2 separate regions of the Homo sapiens genome follow, and region 2 is linked to region 1. Evidence: chromatin loops called from intact Hi-C (ENCODE). Cell type or tissue: left ventricle myocardium inferior. All regions are shown on one strand. Links, peaks and the distances in the headings refer to the core of each region. The heading gives the core; the rest is flanking DNA. Region 1 overlaps RHOJ (ras homolog family member J). Region 2 has its middle 39 kb from the start of LINC00644.

Region 1 (9,254 bases), core at 2,069-7,068:
AAGCAGATCAAAAACACATCCGTGTTGGGGTAGGAGAGTGGCCTCAGCTGGTTGTAGTCCTCCTGTGGGAAGAGCAGACAAGGGTTTGTACAGCCTGTGTAAGGTGTGTCCCATGTAGTTCCAAGGTCAGATTTCAGGTAAGAGTCCACTACAGCGCACTGGGATCCCGTTTCTTCCTCAACCCTGGAATCTGGTAGTTCTTTCTCTACTAGAACTAAAGGAGCCATCAGTCAGAAAAATACCTTTTTGTTACGTACAGAGATTATGTATTGCCCCTTCTTAAGATGAACTTAAAATATTTTTAGCAGTTTTATTGAGATATAACTTATATACCTACCTATATATACCATAAAGTTCACCCATTTATTTTTATTTTTAAATTGTATACATTTAAGGTGTACAACATGGTGTTTGATATACATATATATGCTACAGTGAAACAAATTAACATATTCATCTCCTTACAGCTTACCTTTAAAAATATATTTTACGGTGAGAGGACCAGAGACCTACTCTCTTAGCATATTTCCAGTATGCAATATAGTATTATTAACTATAGTTATCATGCTGTATATTACAGCTGTAGACTTATTCACCCTAGCTAACTGCAGCTTTGTACCCTTGATCAAAACCTCCCCGTTTCCTTTCCTTACTTGCCTCTGGTAACAATAGTTCTACTCTCTGTTTCTATGTATTCAAAAGTTCACCTGACCAGGCACAGTGGCTCATGCCTGTAATCCCAGCACTTTGGAAGCCAAGGCGGGAGGATCACCTGATTCCTTGAGCTTGAGATCAGCCTGGGCAATATAGCGAGACCCTATCTCTACAAAAAAATACTAAAATTAGCTGGGCATGGTGGCACACGCCTGTAGTCCCAGCTACTCAGGAGGCTGAAGTGGGAGGATGGCTTGAGCCTGGGAGTTTGAAGCTGCAGTGAGCCGTGATCATGCCACTGTACTCCAGCCTGGGCAACACAGCAAGACCCTGTCTCAAAAAACAAACAAAATAAAACAAAAGACCAAAAGTTCACCCATTTAAAGTGTAACATTCAGTAAAGATTATTGCAATTCTTCCATCATGTTGGAATTGTGTTATATTGAATATACTATATTTAAATTAGTGAGCTATTTGCCAAGGCAACAGGAATCCTCTCCTCACACGATTAAAAAAAATTATATCCAAATTTAATTTAGAATAAATGAACTAACATGCAAAACAAGAGTTATTGCCAAATTTGACACCACAATATTTGAAGAAATATGTTGAGTGAGGGTTTAGAGCTAAGAATTTTGGATTTGTTTCAAGTATTACTTAAAGGCCAAATAAAATGCTGGCTTAATTATTTTCTTTCTAAAGATTTTTCAGAGCAGAATATGCTCATGGAAGAGTTTCTGGTTACATAAGATATTTATGTATTTGCTATTTTAGTGGGAGTTGATAAATACAAAGTAAAACTGCGCATCATTTCGACTTTGGGAAAATGTTGGCAAGGGCTTTTACTGTATGTAAAATGTTTTAGGAGGTTCCACGGTAAAACCTGATATTTCAATAGAAAGTTTTATATGTTTTTATAGAATTTAGTAACACATAAACAGACAGTAACTTTGTGTGTAAGCGTGCATACACATACCATATTTATATATACATCACATATCGCAACATGACATGTGTCCATACACACCATACATAATTTGTATGTGTATACACACTATATATGATGTGTGTGCACTATATATGTGTGTATACTATATGTGCAACTAAACTTATATGTTCACACCTATGATATACATGTATTCATAGAGATGGGTTAATAAATAATTAACTCATTTATTAGGGGCATGACTACTCTTCATGAAACATTTCAGAAACTTACAAAACATGTATGTGCTCATTGCAAAAATGCAAACATTGAAGAAGTACACAGAGTTGAAGTGAAAGCTTGTTTTCATCCCTGATATGATGTCTAATAGTATTTCCTCTCCCCAGAGGGAGCTACTGCTTAAACATTGTCCTTCCAAACATTTTATTTTACTTTATTTTATTATTTGAGATGGAGTCTCAATCTATTGCCCAGGCTGGAGTGCAATGGCGTGATCATGGCTCACTGCAGCTTCAGACTGCCGGGCTCAAGCGATACTCCCACTTCAGCCTCCCAAGTAGCTTGGACTACAGGCACATGCCACCACACCCAGCCAATTTTTATTTTTTTTGTAGAGATGGGGGTCTCACTGTGTTGCCCAGGCTGGTCTTGAACTCCTGGGCTCAAGCAATCCTCCTGCCTCAGCCCCCGCCAAAGTGCTAGGATGATAGGCGTGAGTCACCATACCTGGCCCATTTTATATTTATGTATGTATACCACATACACATGTTTAGTTTAAAAACAAATTGATTAAATTGTTCATATTGTTGTGCCACTTGTGTTTTTTAAAACAATATATCATGGATATATTTTTAATATCAACCTTTCTATTGACTCTAATAATATATTTATTAGATAACGGGTTGATGGGTGCAGCAAACCACCATGGCACGTGTATACCTATGTAACAAACCTGCACGTTCTGCACATGTATCCCAGAACTTAAAGTATAATAAAAAAAATTTTAAAAAAGACCAGAAAAGGAAGTACACACATGTGCACACTACATACACATGAGACTGAAAGGAAGTACCTTAGAATGTTAAGTATGGTCCACTCCTGTTGGTGGGCATGCATTGATCTATTGTTTAGCTACTCAGAGTATGCAGAACACGGGACTCAGTATATGTGGCCACTACTGCTACTACTATTAAAACTTAAGCACAGGTTTTAGGTACCTAATGCAAAATGCAAAGCAAGAGGGCAATGATGCTGAAAAGTAAAATCCTAAAAAATAAACCCAAAACAAAAAAAACCCCCACTATTGTGGCTAATTTACCACATTTCTAGTCAATAATTGGGAGTTGGGTGCACAGCTGAATAATCACTGGTCATACTGGGAAGTTGTGCCAGGTCTACTGGGTTGCATCTCAGCCAAGTTGTGCCTATGTCTGTGTGTGTGTGTGTGTGTGTGTGTGTGTGTGTGTTTGTGTAGCTGGTGAGGCAGTGGAGAAAGGGATAGCTAAATTCTTGGCACTACCCTCTCCTCTTTACACAACTAGCTCTGAAAAACAAACCTCCTCTTCCATGGTCTCCCCACTTCTCTCTTTTCTCTCTGGAGTGTTCCCTTAAAGAGCAGCTGTAAGGCCCGTGAGCCAAGAAGTCTCCTTCCCAGGCTATAATCTACAGCTGTTCACCACACCACCTGCCCTCTGCCACTGCATGCTCCCATCTGGATTGTCATAAATGGAGTAGGGACCATGTTGATTTTTTTCTCATCCCTACAGGTACTCTTTCCGCAGTAAATATTCAATAAATGCTATTGACAGACTGGAAGAAATGACCTCTACAGTGACCTGCAAATGAACACGTGGCACTTCTGTGGGCCATTTATTGCAGTGACTTTTATTAGAATCACCTGGGGAGCTTTTAAACCATCCTGAAGCTCTGCTAATCAACTCCTTGCTCCACCCCCTTTTCTACTCTGGAACCAGCTAAATTAGAATCTCTGGAGAGTGGGCCTGCGTATCTGGGAGTTCTGACTTAATTGGTTTGGGGTGGACCTGGAGTTGAGAACACGGCTGTACTTCACTATCATCTCCAACATTAATGGAGGATGCACCCAAGGGGTTATTGCTAAAGGTCAGCCATTGTTTCAAACTCTTATGTATGTTCTCATTGCATCCTCCTGATGGAACTGGAAGGATGGTACCATCAACATTCACATTTCATAGAAGAGGAAGTTAAGGTTTAGAGAAGTTCCATGATGGGCCAATGTTACAGAGTTCATAAATACCAGGATGGGGTATTTAGCCTAAATCCAGCTCTGGCTCTCAATTGTGACCACACTGTTTTCTGCAGCTCAGAATTTAAAGTGACAGATTAAGCATTTTCTTAACTCACTTATCTAGGAATCTTGACTCATATGTTACCCAGCAATCAAAATGTTTGACCACAGGATGGATCATCTATTTGATGGCCTGCATCTGCTTCAGATTACCACTGGATGGCAGCAACACTGTATATTTAAAACTTCAAAGCCAAAAACCAAAGCAAAACATCATCAGGAGAAATGTCACAACTAGATTGGGTAGGAACAAATAACTGTTGTTAATAGTCGGAAAGGAGTATGCTTGTCTGATTTTTTAACCCAGTGGCTATCAAAGGATTTCTATTTACATTATGGAAAAGTTGGAAGACCATGGGTTGCTGGGTTGACTGTAGGTGGGGCAGGTGAGAGAAGTCTGTTTCTGATCATTTACCCTCCTGGCCCTCCAGCTGAGTCGTTTTTGATAGTGTCAGTCACTGGGCTCACCGTGCTCTGTATTCTGGATCTCTCTTCTGTGGAAACCTTAGTCCTGCTGTATCATTCCATTTAAAAAGATTTCGTGCCTACTGAATGCGTAGCACTGTTGAGGATGCTGTATGAACTATATAAGGTGAATAAGAATTGGCAATTCAGTTGGGGAAAGAAAATGAAAATACATGAAATTATTCGATTTATGTGGAAGTAAGACAGGTTAAGTTTCTCTTACTCTTTGCTGGCTAATCTCAAAATGGAATGATGTAGAATAGTTATCTGACTGAATTGGGAAAATACAATTCCAACACTAGAAAAGGCCTTAAAGATTAGCTAATGCAGTGGTTTCCAAACTACGCTCTTCAGTCCAGCAGCATGGGCATCACCTGGGAGCTTGTTAGAAATACACATTCCCAGGTGCCACGCAGCCCCCGCCCCCCCCCACCGAAGCTGAGGCACTGGGGGAGAGGCTGCACCATCAGTGCTGTAACAAGCCCTCCAGGTGATTCTGATGCAGCTCAAGTTTCAGAACCACAGGTGACTGTTCTTCCCTCTCCCCTGAGCCAGTTTTATGGTTTAAGAAACAAAGGTCTAGACAGATGGAGTAATTTAACCAGGACAACAGAGCAAAAATACTTTTAAAGAAGGCTCACACCTGGGCTATTGGGAGCTAACCCTGGGCTACAGCTATAAAATATGGTAAAGGGGTCAGGATTAATAAAAGAAAGTGTCCCCTTGGGACTGGGGGTTGGGGGGAGTTGAATTTGTGCCAGCTGGTAACTTAATATTTTTTCACAAGGGAGCATGCTTTGGCCCTGGGTTAGATGGTAACAGGTGGAGATGATGTCAAGCGGCTACGAGAAGTGGATAAGTGGTTTAGTTGGTATTTGAGGCCCTTTCTAATGCTGAAATTCAGAATGGAAAACAGGTGCTTATTTGCTTCTTGAAGAGACAGCGTTTTAATCTAAAAGAGAGGCTCAAATGGGGCTTTGGAGGTAAAGTAGACAAAGAGGCTAGGATTGGGGAGTGCAGGGAAGGATTTGGGGCAAAGTAGGCCTTTGAGTGCCTTTAGCCCAACTTCACCCTGAAGGCAAGAACATGTTCAGTTTGAAGGCAGATCTGGTGCTCTGGGGTGACTGTGGGTGATTATGAAACACGAAAAGTTCAGAGAAAGTGTTAGCATCAGATGCGCCAAACACCTGGGCCCTAAATATTATAGGCTGCATCATGACACAGGTAAGTGAAATTATTTTCTAGATAGCACTTCTTAGACACTACATATATTTGCATCACCTGTGGACCTTGTTAAAAATGTAATTTTGTTTTTGTTTGTTTGTTTGTTTTGAGATTGGGTCTCACTTTCTGCTCACACTGTAGTGCACTGATCATAGTTCACTGGAGTCTTGAACTCCTGGGCTCAAGTGATCCTTTCTCCAGCCTCCCAAGTAGCTGGGACTACAGGTATGCACACCACGCCTGGGTAATTAAAAAAATGTTGTAGAGATAGGGTCTCGCTATGTTGCCCAGGCTAAAGTGCAAATTCTTATTCAGTAGCAGGACTGGAATGGAGCCCAAGAATGTGCATTTCTAGCAAATGTCCAGGTGATGCTAGTGCTACTGGGTCCAGGGGCCACACTTTGAGCAGCAAAGAGAGGCGCTGAGCTCCTCCCACCCCGCCATACCCACATTAATTTGGAAATAGAATTCTGCTTCCAAGTCTTGGGTTTAATGACATTTATCTCAGATTTTTTGGTACAAGTCTCATTTTCATATTCACCCATAAATCAGGCTTAATTTGAAAAATGTGGGCACCATGTATAGTGTGCGTGCATAGCATGGTGCTTAAGAACATGGGTGGTGGGTAGAAATTCTCTGGGTTTGTGACTATGGTGTGATCCTGGGTAAGTTCTCCATGCCTCCCTTTCCTTATCCATAAAATGAGGCTAATAGTGCTGGCCTTATGAGTTGTTATGAGAATAAAATACGTTAATATTTGCAGCCACTTAGACCATTGTCTTGAACATAGTAAGTACTTTAATGATCCAGTAAAAGAGTCCGTCCTCCAGCCCATATCAACAACAGCTGCTGGTCCTGGAAGCATTTCCCTACCCTTATTGGATGCCAGGGCTGATTCAGAAATTAACTTTTTCTGAACTGAGTAGTAATAAGACCCAAATGTTTGCAAACTCCAACTGCAACTCTCAGTGTTCCTACAGCTCTCTTTTTCATAATTTGGGGAGAAGTAAGATTGTGTCCTGAGGTTGCTTTTACTAAGCAGCTGTCATGTGGGCAAACTTCTCCCTAATCTCCCAAATTGCCTACTCCTGAAAATCCCACATGAAGATACACGTGAGCAAGAAATTTGGAGTTGCTCATTGAGGGAAAACATTTGTTCTGAGGTTTTAGGCAAACTTTCCATAGAGGGTTGCTGCCAGATCCTGTGCTCCAGATGGCCCCATTGGATCAGCCAATAGCAAAGGGGAAGGCTTATGTGTGTCCTTCCAAGTGGAGCCTGGGTTGCCATTCATAAACCCTAGCTGTGCTTGCTTCCTTGCTTGGTTGCGTGCTTCCTTAGCCATTGGGGGAAAGCGGGACTTCAGAAATCAGGGCCTGGGGGAGATGTGCAACAAGCAGCCCTGGGCGAGTGAGGGGCTCGGCTGATGGCCTTCCTTGCTTCTCTACTCCCACAGACACTGGTGACAGCTGAGCTGCTGTGGGCTGTGGTTTCTCAGTGACAGACACCATTCTGTGCTTGCCCACATGCAGTGGTTCACCCTTCCACAGAACCAGGCGCCTGGCCAGGCTGCACCTGGCTCCTGACACCAGGAGACGGTCATTCCTCCCTGGCAGTGCTGCTAGCTGCCATTTTCACAGGTGTTGTGTCTGAGATATGCCCATCCTAGAGTCTTGCCCAAGAGGCCACAATCTGAATAGGGCTTTGCCCACATCATCCTTCTAGGTGAGGCCACATCAAGAGAAGGAGGCAAGACCTTGTCTTAGTACTATGGCTGGTTCCACTGTAATGACCTGCAGTGAGGTAGGAGGACATCTGGCTGCAAGCCATAACCTGGGAAAGAGCCCTCTCCCAGTCTGAAGTTCCTCAGCTGGTGAATGCCCAGGGTTGGCTGTGGCGTCCCCAACCCAACCAACACCCTGCTGTCCACTTGGTCTCTCCTGAAGCATTGTAAACAAACTGGCCTGCAAGGACATCATGGGAAAGTCAGCTCTGGGACTCTTTCATAGCTGAGCCAAAGATCTGAGCTCTAGATATCCCTTTAACATTCAGTAACACACTACTAGGGATATGTCTCGTACAGGATGAGTTGGCACAACCTAAATAGATTTGGCTTACAGGGCTGGTTGGCCTTATTTCCTTCCTAGTGTGATCTGAGAAGTAACATGCACTCACCCTGAGAAAAATTCCTCAATTCATTGCCTAATCTAATGTTTGGAATTCTACCTAACAGGGAATTAAACGGAGTTGTGAAGAATCTATCTTCAAAGGGCTCCACTCCAAGTCCAAATGTTAGTTTGTTTCAGGGTTTGGGGAAGGGAGCTAATGTTTAACAGCAGCCACCACATGTTGACAGTGTATGCAAGTGACTTCATTATAAACTCTCTTTCTTTTTTGAGATGGAGTTTTGCTCTTGTTGCCTAGGCTGGAGTGCAATGGTGCGATCTCAGCTTACTGCTACCTCCGCCTCCCAGGTTCAAGGGATTCTCCTGCCTCAGCCCCCCAAGTAGCTGGGATTACAGGTGCGCGCCACCATGCTCGGCTAATTTTGTATTTTTAGTAGAGATGGGGTTTCACCGTATTGGCCAGGCTGGTCTTGAACTCCTGACCTTGTGATCTGTCTGCCTTGGCCTCCCAAAGTGCTGGGATTACAGGCATGAGCCACCGTGCCCAGCCCATTATAAACTATCTTTAGCACATGCTTGCCTGAATTGCGGAGGGGCAGGAGTATCTCAGGCCATGGCTCATGGGGCTGTAGCCAGGTCTGAGGCAGACTAGGTGCCTCAAAGTCAAGGGAAAGCAGGTCAAATGATTTTGTTTAGCGCTGACATTGAGGGTTGAGACAATGAGTTCCTATTACTTTACCTCTCAGAACACATTTGCTTCAGTTAGTTCAAGACAAAGATGTGGAGGATTGCTTCTTGGTTTATTCACGCACAAAAATCTAATTATTCAAGCAAGATGGACTCTATAGCTGGATTCAGAGACATTTTCTTTTTGTGGTTCAGGGATTAATCAATTGGTTTTGAAATCATCTCTCTTCCATTGTAATTGACCAAATGAATATTTTGAATTATATGTGTTCTTTAGCTATCCAGCACATTTACTAGAATACAACTGAGAAGAGGCAGATTATTCTACCTAGGACTAGGAATGGAAATTTTGGGACACTGTTTCCAAATTAAATTTGTTACAAAGTCTTAATAGCTGAATTGTAGAACTACGGGGATACATTTCAGTAATGGTTATTTTCCATTGCATCCTCCTAACTTTCAGAACAATGCCTCAGCCACCAGAAACGTTTAGGTAGTGCTTCTCAAAATTTAGTGTGCATTCTAATGATTTGGAGATCTCTTAAAATGGATTTGCAAATTCAGTAGGCTGGGGATAGACCTTGAGATTCTGCAGTTCTAACATGCTTCCTGGTGATGTTGATGCCACTGGTTGGTGGACCACACTTTGAGTGGCTCTCAAAGTATGGTGTAGGGACCAGCAGCAGCATTGCCAGAAAACCTGTTAGAAATGCAAACTCTTGGGCTCACATCTGTAATCCCAGCACTTTGGGAGGCTGAGGTGGGTGGATCACCTGAGGTTGGGAGTTTGAGACGAGCCTGGGCAACATGGTGAAACCTCCGTCTCTA
Region 2 (9,254 bases), core at 2,086-7,085, 1.1 Mb after region 1:
ATAAGCCTTCTATCATCTGTAAAATGAGCATAATAGTAACTGCATCAGAGGGTGATTGGACAAAGTACATGCAATATGTGAATCTACTTTGTAAAAGTAGATTATATCAATAATAGTTAACATTAACAAGTGTTAAACTTCTTTCCAACTTGCAATTCTGTGTTTATAGCCTAAAAATGTTAAGGTCCAGAAGAGTGTGTTATGATGAAAATTATGTTGTAAGAACAATGGAAAATTTATAAGTCAAGATGAATTGAAGACAACGTAGAGGTAGGGGGAAGTTCTCAGGTTGCATAGAATGAAGTGATGGTGTAGGGTAAGCACAGCCTAAACTAAGACGGGAGCAATGGAAAAGGAAAAGAAAAGGATTGTAAGTTTTTTTTAATTATGTAAGTATATTTAGGAATCAAAGGTGACTGAGATCACAGATAAAATAGCTTTTTTGAAACACCCCAGTTCCAGCACTTCCAGATTAGGTGAAAGACTGTCTAGGGATACGCTATGCAATTCAGTAACCACTCACATGTGGCTACTGAGCACTTGAAACGCAGCTACCTCAACCTGAAATGTGCTGCAACTGTAAACTACGCACTAGTTTCAAAGACCTAATATGAAAAAAGAATGTAATGCATCTCCATGATTTTATATTGATTATATGAGAAATGATGTTATATTGGTTTAAAGTTAAAATATTTTAAAAAGTAATTTTACTTGTTGCACTTCACTTTTTAAATGTATTTACCAGAAAACTGTACAATATAGGTGCGATTGACATTATGTTTTTGTTGAACTCTACTGGTCTAGTGTATGATTCTCAATAAAATTGCAATGGAGCTTTTCTCATCTAGACATCCCAGAGGTCTCTCCCAGTACATATGAATCAGCAGAAACTATGAGTGGTCCTGTTTTTGAAGATGCTCCTCAGTGATTATAAGAGCCATAGAGTATCTGCACTAGAACATTCTAAGTGTGCTTCATAAGCTTTATTTTTGTACATCCATCACCTGGGGAGCTCATTAATCAGCTAACTTCAACTCCAGAGATTCTGATGAGTTCGATCTGAAATGAACCTGAGGTCCCCTGGAATGTTCATTTACTATGCCCTGCACATGATCTAACTCAAGGGACCCCCAGAACCACATTTGAAAAAATACCTCTCTGGGGGTGGGAAGTGCTGTCACACAAGGAACAGGTGAAAACAACCACCAGCACTGTACCAGCAATGCAGGGGCACAAAAGGGGAAGAGGACAATAATGAAAGTAATTATTTAAGTAATTTGATATGTGGCATTACAAAAAAATTATCAAAATAATCAGAAAGTCATAACTGTTTATCTTGTTTAACTTTTAACTTTTTGGTTTAGAAAATTCTTCTATTATTTTAAATTACATGACAAGGAGTGGGTATAATCTTTTCAGAGCTTGGAGCTTCTACAGATTTGATGTTAACACATAATAAAAATATTGTCCCAAACATGGAGGCTGCTCTATCTTCTACTGTAGGATATTAGGATCAGAAGGATCTGTATGGACACCAGCCTTTGGGTTCATTAATCCTGAGGGCAGAGTGTCTTACCTTTTGGTCTTGATTTACTGTTTTTTTGTTGTTTTGTAAATCAGATCATCCTTATTAAAGAGAGGAAAACTGCTGCATTCAGAGGAAGATAGATCTTCAGAAAACATTGTCAGGCAGAAGGCCTTTGGCTCATTAACTACACAAGTTAAGGTCCCTCTTGCAGAGCCCTAAAGGACTCTCACCAACACCACAGCAGGAGAACCAATACCCTGGGCAAATGACTTCCTGCCTGCAGAAAGTCTCTTAGAAGAGAAGGTTCTAATTCTAGTTAAAAGCTCTCCCACCTCGATCTGCTCGGAGCCCGGATTTAGGCTCTGATTCACCATCTCTGCATTCCAATAGCATGCAAATAGCACCAAGAGCTGGAGTCCATTAAAAAAAAAAATTTTAACAGATTTCTTAAGTGGTCATAAATCTTGTTTCTGATGTGTTTTGTTTCTTCCAACAAGTACCTTGCCATTAATGAAAGAATTATTTTAAGGCAATTTAAGATCCTAAAATTTAATCAAATTTCCATATGACTTATTTTAGCAAATTGTTATAAAACAGGCAGTAATTAGCAGGAGGTGACCACCATGGTAAAGGATCCCTGGAAGATGATACTGTTCTTTTCACACCTGGGCAATTTGATTGACCTTCAGCGTAGGTGACCCCTTCATCTTTTTGTCCCCTTGTAGTAGTCATGATGGCATGGTTGAATACCCCATATTTGTGAAAGTGTCCTTCTTTGTGCTCACAGAACATATGGCTGAGGTCAGAGAGATGACTTGAAACAACCTTGAAACACAACTAACTAGGCCATTGTGGAATCAAGCCTATGACCCCAGCCTTTCAAACCTCAGCCTCTAATAGACTCAACCAGCCAGCCAATGTAGGGGATAGAGCACTGCATTACACTGTGTAAAGGCAAATCTTGGGAAATCTAAGGCTGTTAGTGTCAAAGGCACAGAAGCAAGCATCAGGCCCTATACTTCTCACCTGCATAAAGGAGTAAAGCCTGCAGAAGTTAAGCAACCTGTAAAAGGTGATATAATTAGTTAATGCCAGAGCCAAGGCCAATGTCCAAGTTTTAATTCCTAGGTTTAGAACTATTTCTCTTTAACATTAATTATGAAAATAACTGTAATGTGTCTTCATCAAAAACTAAAATAAGTAAGTATAAAGACCCTTAATTTTACATATGCAGAAAAATAACCACAGATTATTTCAGTTTTCCTATGAAATCATCTATAACAATTTATTCATGATTTACCATGTGTAGAGTATGTACTGTGAGTGTGGGCGTTACTAGACCCATTTTAGAAATGAGGACCCTGAGGAATTGAGTGTTTACCCATGTTCATGCAATGAAGAAATGGCAGAGTCTGAAGCCAGCTTACTCTTTTCTACCTTCGAAGTGGACCATATTACCCACTATGCTACACCACCTCTTAGAGCATCACCCACCACGTACAACTGGGTTTTGTTGGGGTCCTGAAGCTAGCTCAAGTTCCTGCCAAAACTAGATCCTCATCCCTATGACCCTGCCCCCGACCACCCCCACCCACACACACACTGCTGCCCACCTTCACTGTCTAATGTCAATTTACCATGGGAATTTTCTGTGTGTTCTAATTAGGTTCAGCAGGGCCCTTGCCTAAAAGCTACCTAGTGGCCAAATGCTGCCCATTAGAAAGCACATTCCTGTAGATGTGAAGTATGATACCTAGGATGTCTTCAGAAGGACAAGAAAGTCTGTGGAGCCTGTTGGAGGACTGGATAAATGTACCACTTCCTTTGCAACTTGGCCACAAAGCCATCCAGCTTCAGAAGACAAGGGAAGAAAAAGAGTTTACCCAAGCCCCAAAGTTCTCCTCCATGAATCCCACTTCCTCCTTCTACCTCTCACCTCTCAAATCTCAGATACTCATCAAGGCAATTGCTTCAGATTCCTTTCAATTCCCTTCTTACACAGCTGAGGACCCAGATGGAAACATGAGCCACTCATGACCATACAACTTAGCCTCCACCCAAGCAAGAACACTTTGAGAGTGTAAGGGGACACTATTGCTAAATGTGTTGGCCTATCAGACATAAGATAGGCTATCCTAGTCCACCTCAATGTATAATCAACCTGTCATACCTCCCAGTCGCCTTCTCTGCAAAACAGTTTTTAATGGACTGCTGAGGCAAAGGGCACAACTGCAGCAGCAGCGCTTTCCCAGGAAGGGCATCTCCCCAGGTGGCTGCCGTTACTGGCACACAGAGTCTGCAAGGGCAACAGCTGGCAAGGCAGGTTGGCTCACTTTAATTCAAATTGAACTCCTTCTACTGAAATCTAGTTTATTCTGAAAGAGGTGCTGAGGATATTGTTCGTGGAGCTGCATTTCTCAGCAAACTAGATCCAAAAGGCACCAAGTGGAAAAAGCAGGACACCTGTGAGCCATAACACAATTTGGCTGAGACACTTATTGCTACCAAGAGAAGAGCAAATGCAAAGGTTTGCTGCCACCTGCTGTTGCATATTCATCCTTGCTAACAAGATGACAGCAGCTGGGCTTGAGGCATTTGGTGCTTTGGGACATCTCCAGGAACCCAGACTCCAACTTACTCATACCAGAGCTGAACCACGGGGCCATCAAGCATGTATTTCACAAGCATTTATTGTGAACCTTCTGCACCCTAATCTAGGGAAGGAGATAAAAAGATGATTGAGATGAGACTCCTGCCCGTGCTGAATTTAAATCTATGTCATGAGAGGACAGAGAGCAGGGCAATGAGAAGTTGAGGGCAGAGATATTGTCTAAAATATCTTTGCATCTTCCAAAAAAAGAGTTTACCTTGTGATGTGTCAAAATGATTATTAGCTACCCAAGGAAGATGCACGTTCTAGTAATTTTTCTTTCATTTTCATTAGAAATCGATGAATGTGGTACACAGGAGCTGGTCCTAGAGAAATCTATGAAGTAGGGGTTATCTTCACCCTTTCCTCATGATCCCTAGCCTTTTGTCTTTGTTTCTGTCATATCCAGGGACCCAGTGGTATCAGATTAGGACAGGGACATTGATTTTTTTCTCATTATAGTCCTTTAACTTTTAAATTCAGGGGTACATATGCAGGATGTGCAGGTTTGTCAACATAGGCAACCATGTGTCATGGGGGTTTGTTGTACAGATTATTTCATCACCCAGGTATTAAGCATACTCTCCATTATTTTTTCTGATCCTCTCCCTCCTCTCACCCTTCATGCTCTGACAGGCCCCAGTGTGTGTTCGTCCCCTCTTTGTGTCCATGTGTTCTCATCATTTAGCTCCCACTTATAAGTGAGAACATGCAGTATTTGGTTTCCTGTTCCTGTGTTAGATTGCTAAGGATAATGGCTGATACGGTTTGGCTGTGTCCTCACCCAAGTCTCATCTTATAGTTCCCATAATCCCCATGTGTCATGGGAGGGACTCGGTGGGAGGTAACTGAATCATGTGGGTGGTTCCCCCATGCTATTCTCATGATAGTAAATTCTCACAAGATCTGATGGTTTTATAAAGGGCTTCCTTCTTTGCTTAGCTCTCATTCTCCTTCCTACTGCAATGTGAAGAACATGTTTGCTTCCCCTTCTGCTATGATCGTAAGTTTCCTCCCCACATGGGAGGTCTCCCTAGCCATGTGGAACTGTAAGTCAATTAAACCTCTTCCTTTATAAATTACCCAGTCTTGGGCAGTTCTTTATAGCAGCAAGAGAATGGACTAATACGATGGCCTCCAGCTCCATCTATGTTCCTGGAAAGAACATGATCTCATTTTATGGCTGCAGAGTATTCCATGGTGTATATGTCCCATGTTTTCTTTATCCAGTCTATCATTGATGGGCATTTAGGTTAATTCCATGTCTTTCCTATTGTGAATCATGCTGCAATAAACATACACATACATGTGTCTTTATAATCGAATGATTTATATTCCTTTGGGTATATATCCAGTAATGGGATTTCTGGGTCAAATGGTATTTCTATCTTTAGGTCTTTGAGGAATTGCCACCCTGTCTTCCACAATGGTTGAACCAATTTACACTCCCTCCAAAAGTGTAAAAGTATTTTTCTCCACAACCTCACCAGCATTTGTTATTTTTTTGGCTTTTTAGTAGTCATCCTGACTGTTGTAAAATTATATTTCATTGTAGTTTTGATTTGCATTTCTCTAATGATCAGTGATGTTGAGTTTTTTTTTTCAGGTGATTGTTGGCTGCATGTATGTCTTGAGAAATGTCTGTTCTTCAAAGTGTCCTTTGCCCACTTATTAATGGGGTTGTTTTTTCCTGTAAATTTAAGTTCCTTATAGATGCTGGATATTAGACCTTTATCAGGTGTATAGTTTGCAAAATTTTTCTCCCATTCTGTAGGTTGTTTACTCTGTTGATAGTTTCTTTTGCTGTGCAGCAGCTCTTTAGTTTAATTAGATTCCATTTGTCAACTTTTGCTTTTGTAGCATTTGCTCTTGGCATCTTTTGTCATAAAATCTTTATTTGTGCCTATGCCCTGAAGGGTATTGTCTAGGTCGCCTTCCAGGGTTTTCATAGTTTTAAGTCTTTAACCCATCTTAAGTTAACTTTTGTATATGATATAAGGAAGGGGTCCAGCTTCAACTTTTTGCATATGGCCAGCCAGTTCTCCCAGCACTATTTATTGAATAGGGAATCCTTTCCCCATTACTTTTTTCTGTCAGGTTTGTTGAAGATCAGATGGTTGTAGGTGTGTGGCCTTATTTCTGGGTTCTCTATTCTGTTTCATTGGTCAATGTGTCTGTTTTTGTACCAGTACCATGCTGTTTTGGTTACTGTAGCCCTGCAGTATAGTTTGAAGTTGGGTAGCATGATGCCTCCAGCTTTGTTCTTTTTGCTTAGGATTGCATTGACTATATGGGCTCCTTTTTGGTACCATATAAATTTTAAAATAGTTTTCTCTAGTTCTGTGAAGAATGTCAATGGTAGTTTAATGGGAATAGCATTGAATCTGTAAATTGCTTTGGGCAGTAAGGCCATTTTAATGATATTGAGATTTCTTATTCAAGAGCATGGAATGTTTTTTCATTTGTTTGTGTCATTTCTTCTAAATACATTAAATCCTTTCTAAGGACTTGAAAGAGGAGGAAGAGCATGTAAAAGGAGCAGTGCAAAACATAATATGAACTGGTTAGAAAGAAAAATGCCATCAGGTATCATATGTAAGTTTTTGCCTCAATTGCTGATATTGGGGAAGGTGCTGATGCCTCCATAATTGGATTTCCCAAATTAAATGGGATAGCTGATAAGTGTGGTCGTTAAGACATGACTTGAACTTGACTGCCTAGGATCCAATTCTGGATTTATCTTTTAGTAATTATGTAGCACCTTAGATGAATTACTTGACTTCTCTGTGCCTGTATTTTTGCTTATAAAAGAATGGTAATAATATCTACTTCACACAGGAGAACACTTTGAAAGTATAAGGGTGCACTGTAATGAATATTCCATTATCATTTCAATGGAAGTAAGCAGATAATTATTTTAAAATATATAAAGCAGAGCAATATCTGATACATATAAATACTCAACAAATTGTGCATGCCTGTATATTCTTGTATTTCCATAATACCCCTTACTGCCAACTACCTATAATCAGATAATCAGAATAAACTCAATTTTCTGAGGTTTCAATGACTTCATAGTAACTAATGGTTAAGTGACTCCTGGAACCTGCTCTAGTTGTCAGTGTGGAGCAGTCTGTAGAATCATCTCCATATTATTTCCTACCACATGCCTCTTAGGAGGTCTGTTTCATGTGAATTTGTGAATCAGAAACATAAGATACACAAACTGGTAAAGAGCAAAACCCAAGAAGTAGCAAATGGGTCATTTTAACTGCTGATATTAGTTAGGCAAACTGATAGAGGAAAACAAACTACATTCAGCAGTGGGAGAAACTGCTCTAGATGTACTCTGGAGAAAAGTCATCCCCACTTCCTCCAAAAACAATGGAGACTTATAAAGCCTGTCCACCTCTGCAGCATGGAAATTTTGTAAGCAGTAGCCATAGTAAGCATTTTAGAGAATCAGAAAGGAAGTGCTTTGAAATCCCCAGCTTTATATCCCAATACTGACACACAATTGGTAACAACTGAATTTAGAGTTTAAACCATGAACAACTACAGACAGGAAAACTGATCATGCTCTGGAGTTGGTACGCCTGCCCTGATTCAAACAGGGGACCTGCTGATCGTCAGCTACCTCAAACCAGAAGGCAAACAGGAGAAAATGGGCGACAGGCACACGCAATCATGACAAGAGAGGGCAAACTCAGAAAACCAGGATGGCGATATTTCCTCTAGTGAAGGGTTTCTCTCATGTTAATGAGAAAGGATCGTATCATTGTAGCTATTATTTATAATGTGTTTTGTCAGTGTACTTAGTCCTGTTAAGGAAAATAAACATTGATCATCCCAAGGTCTCTTTCAATCTCAATTGAAATAGAGCTGATGTTCTCTTCATAAAATCCCAACTTTTTTTTTTGACAGGATCTTGCTGTGTCATCCAGGCTGGAATGCAGTGGCACAATCTCAGTTCACTGCAACTTCCATCTCCCAGGCTCAAGCAATTATCCTGCCTCAGCCTCCTGAGTAGCTGGGACTACAGGTGCGTGCCACGGCACCTGGTTAATTTTTGTTTTTTTTTTAAGTAGAGACGGGGTTTCACCATGTTCACCAAGTGGGTCTCAAACTCCTGCCCTCAAGTGATCCTCCTGCTTCATCCTCCCAAAGTGCTGGGATTACAGCTGTGAGCCACACACCCAGCCTAAAATCCCAATTTTTAAAAGAATTTAAGAACAAAGCTGGAGGCATCACGCTACCTGACTTCAAACTATATTACAAGGCTACAGTAACCAAAACAGCATGGTACTGGTACCAAAACAGAGATATAGATCAATGGAACAGAACAGAGCCCTCAGAAATCATGCCACATATCTACAACTATCCAATCTTTGACAAACCTGAGAAAAACAAGCAATGGGGAAAGGATTCCCTATTTAATAAATGGTGCTGGGAAAACTGGCTAGCCATATGTAGAAAGCTGAAACTGGAACCCTTCCTTACACCTTATACAAAAATTAATTCAAGATGGATTAAAGACTTAAATGTTAGACTTAAAGCCATAAAAACCCTAGAAGAAAACCTAGGCAATACCATTCAGGACATAGGCATGGGCAAGGACTTCATGTCTAAAACACCAAAAGCAATGGCAACAAAAGCCAAAATTGACAAATGGGATCTAACTAAACTAAAGAGCTTCTGCACAGCAAAAGAAACTACCATCAGAGTGAACAGGCAACCTACAGAATGGGAGAAAATTTTCCCAACCTACTCATCTGACAAAGGGCTAATATCCAGAATCTACAATGAACTCAAACAAATTTACAAGAAAAAACAAACAACCCCATCAAAAAGTGGGCAAAGGACATGAACAGACACTTCTCAAAAGACATTTATGCAGCCAAAAAACACATGAACAAATGCTCACCATCACTGGCCATCAGAGAAATGCAAATCAAAACCACAATGAGATACCATCTCACACCAGTTAGAATGGCAATCATTAAAAAGTCAGGAAACAACAGGTGCTGAAGAGGATGTGGAGAAATAGGAACACTTTGACACTGTTGGTGGGACTGT

The links. Hi-C counts contacts between places; a loop is a spot of excess contacts. Peaks named below come from ENCODE experiments on the same cell type or tissue, not always from the same donor. Only the 100,000 strongest peaks of a DNase experiment are listed, where the experiment ranks them.
Region 2: a loop joins it to region 1, with 5 times the contacts of the local background. A loop is called at or near these places in 74 of 110 quality-filtered maps.

Annotation. Positions count from the first base shown.
Region 1 is chr14:63,271,779-63,281,032 of GRCh38, reverse strand. RHOJ (ras homolog family member J) reads right to left here. Exons shown (of 5, transcript NM_020663.5): 3 at 1-62. Among named protein-coding and RNA genes, the nearest start is that of GPHB5, 43 kb to the left of the region's middle. In left ventricle myocardium inferior, for the core only: CTCF peaks have their summits at 3,868 and 4,076 (motif pointing right); a DNase peak (open chromatin) is centred at 6,862; H3K27ac peaks cover 2,928 bases.
Region 2 is chr14:62,174,389-62,183,642 of GRCh38, reverse strand. No RefSeq gene overlaps it. Among named protein-coding and RNA genes, the nearest start is that of LINC00644, 39 kb to the right of the region's middle. In left ventricle myocardium inferior, for the core only: a CTCF peak has its summit at 4,066 (motif pointing left); a DNase peak (open chromatin) is centred at 4,082; H3K27me3 peaks cover 886 bases.